Regions from separate parts of the Homo sapiens genome. Here region 1 is linked to region 2. The links are chromatin contacts, found by Hi-C in ENCODE. All regions are on one chromosome and are shown on one strand. Each heading gives the region's core, a stretch centred on a gene start or an enhancer-like site at or near the end of the contact. The rest is flanking DNA. Distances are from core to core; before and after follow the strand shown.

What was found. Hi-C counts contacts between places; a loop is a spot of excess contacts on that map.
Region 1: a map with no recorded cell type shows a loop between it and region 2 (2.3-fold over the local background). The contact joins the enhancer-like site here to the promoter of CTSE in region 2. A Hi-C loop is called at or near these places in 2 of 37 single-sample maps with no recorded cell type.

Annotation. Positions count from the first base shown.
Region 1 is chr1:206,414,906-206,420,513 of GRCh38, forward strand. SRGAP2 (SLIT-ROBO Rho GTPase activating protein 2) reads left to right here. Exons shown (of 23, transcript NM_015326.5): 11 at 984-1,068; 12 at 4,468-4,495. Among named protein-coding and RNA genes, the nearest start is that of IKBKE, 53 kb to the right of the region's middle. Within about 2 kb of position 1,691, at least 2 of the 41 ENCODE cell types and tissues checked have a DNase peak (open chromatin) inside an H3K27ac peak, as active enhancers do.
Region 2 is chr1:206,022,566-206,027,881 of GRCh38, forward strand. CTSE (cathepsin E) reads right to left here and starts at 1,330. Exons shown (of 9, transcript NM_001910.4): 1 at 1,159-1,330; 2 at 336-492. The coding sequence starts at 1,226.

The DNA of each region.
Region 1 (5,608 bases), core at 441-2,940, 390 kb after region 2:
TTTAGTTCTGCTTCTCTCCTTCTCCTGCTCTGTACCATGATGGATGGGGCATTTTGTCGTAATGGTTAAGAGCACATGCTGTATTGTCAAACTGCCTGTATTTGGATACTAACTTTACCACTCACTAACTGTTTGACCTTGAGCAACTTAATTAAACTCTCGAAACCTCAGTGCTCTCATGTGTAAAATGGAAATGATGATGATGATGATAGTTCCTAGGGTTGTTTTGAAGATTCAGTGAATTGTCTGGGGACATACGGTCTCTCACTGGGCAGACGAGGGTTGAGAGAGAACAAATCTGAAAGTGCAGCACAGCAATCATATTTTGACTGTGAGAGCAGGTGGGATCACATTTCCAAAACTTCATCTTGTATTTAGACCTGGATGTGTGTATGCAAGTCGGGGATGTCAGCCCCTTCCGCTGAGTGCTCAGAAATCCGAAGCTTTCCATAAAGACTCCATGCAGAATAGAGAAGGAAGCTGTTGAGGATATGGCTCAAAGATGCTCCACATCCTGGGCTTGCAGCTGAGGCAGGGACTGAGCCTGCCATTGGCACTGCTCCTGGTGTGATGGAATGTCCCCCCCTCCTCCCACCGAGGGGCCAGGGCAGGGTGGGATGTCAGTGGAGGTGACAGATAGCAGGTGTGTGTCCTCACACCAAGAAGACCAGGGCTCAATAAGTTCATCTACCCTCCCTGCTCTTCCTCAGTGAAACTGCAGGAGAGGGGCTCTAGGAAACAATTTCTTTATACTGGCCATCATAGAACTCCCAGAAAAAACCTGGAGAAGGATATTAATCCACCATGAAAATCAACAGCTGCCCATATGATCAGTGCCTTAAAGAAATTAAAAAATTGACTGGTGGAAATTGGGTCAGAAACCAAATGACCTCTATATAGGGGAATTGTCCAGCTGAGCATCTGTGATTTTTTTCTTCTTCTTCAGGAGTCTGATTGCTCTTTTTCCTCCTCCTCTCTTACAGAAAATGAAAGAGTACCTGGAGGGCAGGAACCTCATCACCAAGTTACAAGCCAAGCATGACCTTCTGCAGAAAACCCTGGGAGAAAGTGAGTGTGGGAACCCTCTGCTAGAGGCTTGACAGTGAGGCCAGCTGGAGCTTTCTTGCTGAGCACACGCCTCCATCCTCAGCCAAGTGGACCCGATCTTGTTGTATGAATGCCTTTCTTTTCTTGGCTTGTTGGATGTGGAAGCACACACCCCAAATGACTGCTTGAGTAATGGGGAAAGGCCAATGCTTAATGAAGCACTAACGTGTATCATCTAGTTGTTTAAATGGAGCGTGCCTGCTCTCCACCCAGTCCCTCCACCCTCGCCTCCTCTGCCACGACTAGGGTAGAGAGGCTGAGGGGTTATTTATTCTCCAGACACTTTGTTAAAACTCCTAGCTCCTCTGAGGCAGCACTGAGACTGGAGCAAGAAGGTAGGGAGCTGTGAGATGAGATACGCAGCTGCTCTGAGAGGAGAGAATCCTCAAATGCAGGAGGGATGGACAGACTGCTGCTTTCTATAGCTTCCAGAAAGAGCATCAGTTTCCTTCTGCTTTGAAAGCTCCTAATGCTGTTTAAGTGGCAGCCCTCTCTCGTGTGGCTATGCTGAGGCCTTGGTGCTGAATGGACTGTCTTGTCTCATAGAATGATTTTAACCAGACCCTGGAAAGTAGCAAGGCAGAGAACTGGACCGGCACTCTGGACTTTCTCTCCTCAACTGTCAAACAGAAGGTGGAGGTTGAAAGAGAAGCTTCCCCAGGGTTTTTTGGCACCCTGCCCAGATTTCCTGCCCAACTCTCAGCATCCTATGATTAATGGGATTCCCAGGTTGGGGATGCCTCTGAATGCCGCCCCCCCCTCCCTGCCCCACTAATCTAATCTCCTCACTTAAAGATAGGAGGGAGTGGAAGGGAGAAGCTGCAGGGAATATGTGCTAACATCAGTTACAGGCAAGCCTGTACTTACACAGAGATCTGACATTTTAAAATAAATTCTTGAGCACTCTTTAGACAAACTGCAAAGTTTAGGAAAGTGTGCAATACTCCTTGGCTCATTGGCCCCAGGAATTGGAGCCTCACTTCTTATTATACCAGAACCTCCTACCCACCTTTTTTGCCCTGTCCTTTTCCTGCCTTGGATGATTTCCCAGATGATTAATTTTTTTCTCTAATCTTTTATCTAATGACTTCTTTTTTTTTTTTTTTTTTGAGATGGAGTCTTGCTATGTCACCCAGGCTGGAGTGGAGTGGTGCCATCTCGGCTCACTGCCAACTCCACCTCCTAGATTAAAGGGATTCTCCCACCTCAGCCTCCCCAGTAACTGGGATTACAGGCACGTGCCACCACGCCTGGGTAAGTTTTGTATTTTCAGTTGAGATGGGGTTTTGCCATGTTGGCCAGGCTGGTCTCAATCTCCTGACCTCAGGTGATCCACCCACCTCAGCTTCCCAAAGTGCTGGGATTACAAGCGTGAGCCACCATGCCTGGCTGATCTTATGACTTTTTTTTTTTTTTTTTTTTTGAGATGGAGTCTTGCTCTGTCACCCAGGCTGGAGTGCAGTGGTGTGATCTTGGCTTATTGCAAACTCCACCTCCCAGGTTAAAGCAATTCTACCACCTCAGCCTCCTGAATAGCTGGGATTACAGGTGCCCACCACCATGCCTGGCTAATTTTTTTGTATTCTTAGTAGGGACGAGGTTTCACCATCTGGGCCAGGCTGGTCTCAAACTCCTGACCTCAGGTGATCTGCCGGCCTCGGCCTCCCAAAGTGCTGGGATTACAGGTGTGAGCCACCGGGCCCAGCACAATCTTATGGCTTTTAAGACATTTTCTTTTATGTGAAGAAAGCTGGTTAGATAATTTCTATTCTTCTTCCTCACCACCGAAAGGACTCAGACTAAACAAGTTTGGGCATTGAGGGCCAAACTTTGCTTATAGAAAATCTTTACTCTTGGGTTATCACATCACTCCATGGAGAATCAAGACAGTCTAAGCATAGTCCATAAGTAAGACAGAGAGCAGGGCCTTGGGGCCATACAAATGCATTCATATGCGCTCACATTTGTGTGTGTGAGTGAATGGGTTTACTCACACATTTATGCACCAAATGTGCTACTATGGAGGGATGAAGGCTGATCATTAGTGCTGCAAATTGTCTTAATCTAAAGATGACAAGTTCTAGCAATAAAGAAAAAAAAAAGCTATAAATCTTTCTGTGTGCAAGTCATCACGTCCCTGCCTTCTGAATGTTTTTGTCACCATGATGCAGGAGCCCCTTGTTCTTGCCGTAGAGGGATAATTGATGTGTATGAATATTCCAGAATGGAAATGGAACAGATGTAGAAAATAATGGCTCAGAATAATATTTTTGCACATAAGAGCTGAGCCTTTGGTAACGAGAGACAGTTAGGGGTAGGGGATGGCGTTGCTCAAGATGAGCTGAACTGTAAGCAACAATTACCAACCTTTAAAGGCAAGAAAATGCCCTGCCCTCCCTCCGCCAGCCCTTGGAGTTGCCTTTGCAAGAGCTTGGATAGGGAGGAGTGTGGGAGCTGATTTTTACTTCCCCCAGCTCAGCACCTGCTAGGGTTTGCCCCTGGTTTAAATAATGCAGATCTAAAACAGATTGAGCTTCATTAACTGTGGTCCTAAAGAAAGCAATATATATTACATCATTTCCCATGTAGACATGCATATATATTTTTTTAAAACATGAGAATACTTCTCATGAACTTGAAGATTTTCAGTTTCATTTTTTTAAAAGCTAGCAATGACCCATTAAACTCCTAAGGCCCACTGTTAGATTGAGAACCATGATTTGCTAGCAGTATCAACATTGTATCTCCCATCTCCCTTGCCACCTCAGTCAAACCTAACAGGAGAATTTACTATGAATCTAAAGCTAGAATATCCATATCTTCTCTGTTCTCTCCCGCAAACAACTCCTCTTGTTCTCTCAGCCTCCAACTCTCTCTGTGTGTGTGTGTGTGTGTGTGTGTGTGTGTGTGTGTGTGTGTGTGTGTATACTCAGGAGCAAGTAAACTTGGCCTTCCACCCCACCACACACACATCCAACATAAGAGAAGCTGAATTTCATCTCTGGGAGGGCTTCTAATAATTTATTCTATTAAGTATGATCTGTGCTGCTATTGTTCCACTACCTCCATCTCTATGTTCCCATTGGGAAGCAGAATTGGCCCTAAGGTTTAGGGGGACTGACCTGGACTGGGAATCAGCATCAGAAACAGTTTTTGCCCAGAAAGAGGGTCTTGGTGCTTTCTTTTCTTTCTCTCTGTCTCTGTCTCTCTCTGTCTCTCTCTCTCTCTCCTCTCTTTTGCCACACACTGTTATACTGTGGCTGTCTAGGGGAGATAGGCATGGTAGTTACTAGGAGTGGGTCTCCCTCCTTCACCTCTTCTCCTTTAACATAATGCTTTTTGCCTTTGTGTTTCCAACAGGTCAGCGGACAGATTGCAGTCTAGCCAGGTGAGTGTGGCCTGGGACAGGCCTGGGAAGTGATAGAGGCTTGGTGGGTAGAGCAATCTTACTCTGGGAGAGAGCCAAGGAGTTGAGTTGTAAAGGCATTGAATGACTTTACAAAGCAATGGCCTGGGGCGGGGTTTGTTTACTTCCCTTTGCCTTACTGACCCCATCTGATCTCAGATAGAAATGGGGTTTTCTGGGACTTTGAGAAGGAGCTAAGCAGAACTGAGTAAAAGGGGTTATCATTTGCTGAAATTGTCCCAGAGACCCCCTAACGCCACTGAATTGCAAGTAACATAAACATTCAACTGTAGAGGATTCTGGTAACCTAACCTTAGCTGCTAGACTTCAACATAGGGGCTCTGGGGAGTCTCTGACCCAGAGAAAGAAGATCAGGAGATGGCATTTGATTTTTTTTTTTTTTTAATGCCCAGAAAAGAAGGCAGCCCCTAATTAGTAGTGACTGTTGCTGGATAATGAAATATTACATTGCATTGGCTCGCCAAAGAGTATTGGTAGAAATATTTGCCTGATGTACAAGTATGCACCCCTCCCAATCTTTCCCCACCTTCCCCTTCCTCCTCCACCCCAGCCAAATATTTTCCCTCTCAGTCATGGTGCTGCTATGAGAAAATTTGTGAGCTGTCGGAGAGCAAGGTATTCATTCATCCAGCAGTTCTCAGATGCCTAGAAATGTGCTGATTTAACTAGAGAAGGGGCTTTAATGGGTTGGACTCCTTAGAGACCCTGGGTTAGCCCATTATATCAACCACTTATATCTGCCAAAACACATAATAATTATGAGGCCATTTACAATTATAGGTTCATTATTTAGAGATAGCTTCATTTGGCTTTCATTGTTTTGTCATTGTGAATTACAATAAAGATCCCATTAATATACCAGTCTTGATGACTGGAGGGAACCAGGATAATGGGATTCTCTGGAACACATCTTTTTGGTGTTAGAGTCTTACTGTAAGTTCACCTGAGCTCCTGAGTCTGTGGAAGGCTCTGTAGGACTGAAAAGAGCTGAGTTGAATTTCCCGGTGCTGAGTTATTTTGCTGTGAGACCTTAGGCCGCTCTTTTCCCCTCTCTGAACTCTGGTTTCCTCTTAT
Region 2 (5,316 bases), core at 80-2,579:
ACCAGGGAACTGGGGCTGGGAGAGGTTAAGTAACTTGCCTAAGGGTACACAGCCAGTAAGCTGCCCAGCTGAGAGCAGAAGCAGGGGCCTTCAGTGTGGGATGATGCTTTCACTCCCAGCCCTTTCCTTCTGCAGAGAACTCTGACATTTGGGTACATGGGGGCCTGCTTAGCCAACTCCATGGGGACCCAGGGAATCAGTCCCCATGGATCATCATCCAAGTGAAGAAATCCACAATGGCCTTCGGTGCTACTGATGTGGCACTGGCCATGCCCTAATGCTGGGCCTTCCTCCCGCTCCCACCTCTCCCCAGCCCTGACCCCAGGAGGCCTCACATCCAAGTAGTTGATGAGGGGTTCCTTGGCACTCTGGTCCATTGAGCAGGACTCGGTGAACTGGATCATGTCCAAATTATGGGATTTCCAGAACTCAGAGAGCTGGCTCCGTGCCCGCAGCTTCTTCTTGAGGGACGGATGCCTCCTGAGGGGCACCCTGGAGACAAACCCCCATGTAAGCAGGAGATGTACTTCTGCCTCCCTCTTCCCCCCATTCTCGTCCCATTTTCTCAGGGGCCAACTAGAGAAGATGGGGTGGGAGGGGGGGATCTGCAAGACAGCACGCAGGATACAGGTGGGATCAGCGTCCTCTCTGCCACTCAGCCTGCCCGGCCTCATCTCTGCCCTATAGAGTCTTAGAATCTTAGAGTGGAAATGGCTCCCCTCCTGGAGCTGAGGTCTTTGAGATCTAGGAAAATGGGAGATGTGGGGCGGTCTACAGTTTTACATGAACATCACGAAGGGCTGATTTAAAGGGACAGAAAAACTCTTGGGGACAGTGATGGTCAGTCCCCTGGGGAAGTCCTGGGGCGCTTTGAGCTACAAACCACAACTGCAGGTTCCTGCTCTTTTGCAACACAAGAAGACCCCTGGGACTTGGGAAGGCACCTCCGTGGAGGTGGAGGCAGGAGGATGACTTGTTGAGGACTGGAGATTAAGGCCATACACAGGCGGTCACTGGATGAGTCTCTTCCATGCATTGACGCAAGCCCTCAGCTTCTCCTCCTCTTCACCTCCCCATCAGCTTTCCTACCCCAGAGCAGCCCTGAGTTGCAGGGCATGGGACTACCCAGCTGAACACAGTGCGGGGACGTCTTCTCACCTGTGAAGGGATCCTTGGGCCTCTCCCAGCTCCAGGAGCACCAGCAGCAAAAGAAGGAGCGTTTTCATTGTGAGTCCGACCAGCAGCTTCTCCCTTGCCCCCTCCTTTCTTCTCTCCCCGAGGGCAGTGGGAACGGACTTTCCCTAACTCTCAGACCTGCCCAGCCCAGTCTGAGGGCCGAATGATAAGGCCCTGGAGTCATTAGCCATGCCCAGAGTAAATACGGCATGTGGAACAGGGCGTTCCCCCTGCACCTCTCCGTCCCTTTCCCACCTACAAGAGGAATATGAGTCTGCGGGGAGAACTTGGGAGTCCTCTGGGGCTTGGCTTCTCTCAGGGCTTTGGCACCTCCTCTGACCCCAAGAAACCCTGTTAATGAATCCGGAGGGCAGCACATGCCTGGCTGCCTGGAAAGGCCCACTGAACTCTTACTGCAAGTGCTCTAGCTGGAGACTCTGGAGGGGTGGGAGCTGACTTGTCATGGGTGGCAGGATTCTAACTCAAAATATTCGTCAGTCTGTTTTCTGGGTGATTCCTGTTCTCTCCTCAATCTCTCAAATGCTCCAAAGGCAGTTTATCCTTCCCTGGCCCACTTTGAAGCACAAACCAGCACTCCTCAAAGGCCCTGAAATGGGAAAATGTAGCTGCAGATTTATGGAGCCCACTCTCCTGACTCTAAGGACTTGATGAATCTGGGGCTGGGGCTCAGGGGTGTGTGGAGGAGAATGCAGGGGCAGCGAGGGAGGGTCAAGGGGGTCAGCGTCTACAGCAAGTGCCCGCATGAGTCTACTAAAGCGGCCATGACAAAGTACAGGGGGCTTAAACAACAGAAATTTATTTTCTCACTATTCTGGAGGCTGGAAGTCCAAGATCAAGGTGTTGGCAGACTTGGTTGCTTCGGAGGCCTCTCTCCTTGGCTTGCAGATGGCTGCCTTCTCTCTGTGTCTTCACATGGGTCTTCCCTCAGCGTGTGGCTGTGTCCACATCCACATTTCCTCTTCTTATAAGGACGCTAGTCATATTGGAGTAGGGCCCACCCTAATGACTGCGTTTACCCTTAATACCTCTTTAAAGACCCTATCTCCAAATACAGTCACGTTCTGAGGTACTAGGTGTTAGGACATCAACATGGATTTTGGAGGACAAAGTTCAGCCCTTAACAGTGCTCAGGGACAATAGGATCTTCTATCTGTCAAGTGGGACTAAGCGCAGGGGTGGAGAGTGGGTGGGGCTCAGGCCTTAGTTACCGCAGTGTGTGAAACCCCCTCACCATCAGCCTATCTCTGTGGCCACCCGCCTCATAAACAGATGGTGGGGCTTCAGTGCCTGGGGTGGGGATGAAGGGGTTACAGGTAGGAAGACCCTGACCCTGACTCAAGTTAGCCAGGGCAGCAGAGGCCACCACCATATGCCAATGCTTCCAGAGGGCACTAGCTCAGCAGTAGGAAGTAGATGGCCTGCGTTTAGGTTTAGCTCTGCCCTGACCAGCTAGTGTTCTGGAAAATCTCTTAAGTGCTATGGGATCTGCCTTTCATCTCTGAAGTTCAAATGGCAAGCAAACGTGGAGTATGGAGCTAAGCCAAACCCACCCTTGGGTCCAAAAATGTTAAAAAAAGACATCAAAAAGACTTAAGGAACAGCCTAGACCTTTGACCCCTGAACCCAAGGCAACAAAGCCTCTTTGGCATTTCCCAGGAGCCCGTCTTGTTGATCTTTCACTGGGGAGAGTGGTCTAAACCTAGAAGGGCAGCTTGAGTCAGAAGTGGCTAGAAGTGGAGATCATTCATTTTGGCAGTAAACTCTGCCATGTTTTGCCCGTAACTGCTTATTCACCACATACCTTAGTTTTGTCATCTGCCAAATACCTTACCTACATCAATGGGTTTTTAAGGAGGATTAAACAAACAAAATAAGGTACAGATATACTTGTTGTACTGCACTCTGCTTTACTGCACTTTGCAGATACTGCTTTTTTTTTTTAATTGAAGGTTTGTGGCAAACCTGTGTCAAGCAAGTCTATCAGCACCATTTTTCCAATACTGTGTGTTCATTTTGTGTCTCTGTGCCACATTTTGGTAATTCTTGCAATATTTCAAAGTTTTTCATGATTATTTTATCTGTTTTGGTGATCTGTACTCAGTGATCTTTGATGTTACTGTTGTAATTGTTTTGGGGTACCACAAACTGCACCCGTGTAAGACAGAGAATTTAATAAGTGTAATTGTGTGTTCTGATTGCTCCATTGCTCTACTAACTGGTCATTCCCCCATCTCTCTCTCTCCCTCTCTTTCTCTCCCCCTCGGGCCTTCCTGTTGCCTGAGACACAACAATATTGAAATTAGGCCAATTAATAATTCTACAGTGACCTCTAAGTGTTTAAGTGAGAGGAAGATTTGCATGTTCCTCATTTTAAATTCAAAGCTAGAAATTATTAAGCCTAGTGAGGAAGCCATGTTGAAAGCCAAGAAGGGCTGAAAGCTAGACCTCTTACACCAAACAGTTACCCAAGTCATGAATGCAAAGAAAAAGTTCTTAAGGGAAATTGAAGGTGATATTACAGGGAACACACAAATGATAAGAAAGCAAAATAGTTTTCTTGCTGATATGGAGAAAGTGTTATTGGTCTGGATAGAAGATCAAAGCAGTGACAACACTCCCTTAAGTCAAAGCCAAATCCAGAGCAAGGCCCTAACACTCTTCAGTTCTATGAAGGCAGAGAGAGGTGAGGAAGCTGCAGAAGAAAACGTGAAGCCTATGGAGATTTCTGCAAGGTGAAGCAGAAAGTCCCAAAGCAGAAGCTGCAGCAAGTTATCCAGAAGATCTAGCTAAGATCATTGATGAAGGTGGCTACAATGAACAACAGATTTTTAGTATAGACAAAATAGCCTCATACTGGAAGAAGATACCATCTAGGACTTTCATACTAGAGAGAAGTCAATGCCTGGATTCAAATCTTCAAAGAACAGGCTGAATCTTTTGTTAGGGGATAATGCAGCTGGTGACTTTAAGTTGAAGCCAATGCTCATTTGCCCATTCTGAAAATCCTAGGGCCCTAAAAAACTATGCTAAATAGAGTTTGTTTGTGCTGTATCAGTGGAACAACATAGCCCTGGATGACAGTACATTGGTTTACAGCATGGTTTACTGGATATTTTAAGCTTGCTGTTGAGACCTACTGCTCAGAAAAAAAAAAATTCTTTTCAAAATTTTACTGCTCATTGACAATGCAACTCATTGCCAAAGAGCTCTGATGGAGATTTATAAGGAGATAAATGTTTTTATGCCTGCTAACCCAATATTCATTCTGCAGCCCCTGGATCAAGGAATAATTTTGACTTTCAAGTCTCATTATTTAAGAAATGCATTTTGTAAAGCTATAGCCACCATAGATAGTGATTCTGATGGATCTGGGCAAAGTAAATGGAAATCTTCCGGAAAGGATTTACCATTCTAGATGCCATTATGATTATTCATGATTCATGGGAGATCAAACTATAAAATTAAAAGGAGTTTGGAAGAAGTTGATTCCAATCCTCATGGATAACTTTAAGGGGTTCAAGACTTCAGTGGAGAAAGTAACTGTAGATGTGGTGGGAATAGCAAGAGAACTAGAAGTGGAGCCTGAAGGTGTGACTGAATTGCTGCAACCTCATGATCAAACTTGGATGGATGAGAAGTTGCTTCTTATGGATGAGTAAAGGATGTGGTTTCTTGAGATGGAATGTATTCCTGGTGAAGATGCTGTGAACACTGTTGAAATGCCAACAAAAGATTATGAATATTGCATTAACTTGGTTGATAGCAGTAGTAGGGTTTGAGAAGATTACTCCAGTTTTGAAAGAAGTTCTACTGTGAGTAAAATGCTATCAAACAGCATCATATGCTACAGGGAAATCTTCAAGAAAGGAAGAGTCAATCTATGTGGCAAACTTCATTGTTTTCTTAGTTTAAGAACTGGGCGCTGTGGCTCGTGCCTGTAATCCCAGTATTTTGGGAGGCCGAGGCGGGCAGATCACCTGAGGTCGGGAGTTTGAGACCAGCCTGACCAACATGGAGAAACCCCATCTCTACTAAAAATACAAAACACCTGGGTGTGGTGGTGCATGCCTGTAATGCCAGCTACTCAGGAGGCTGAGGCAGGAGTATTAATTGAACCTG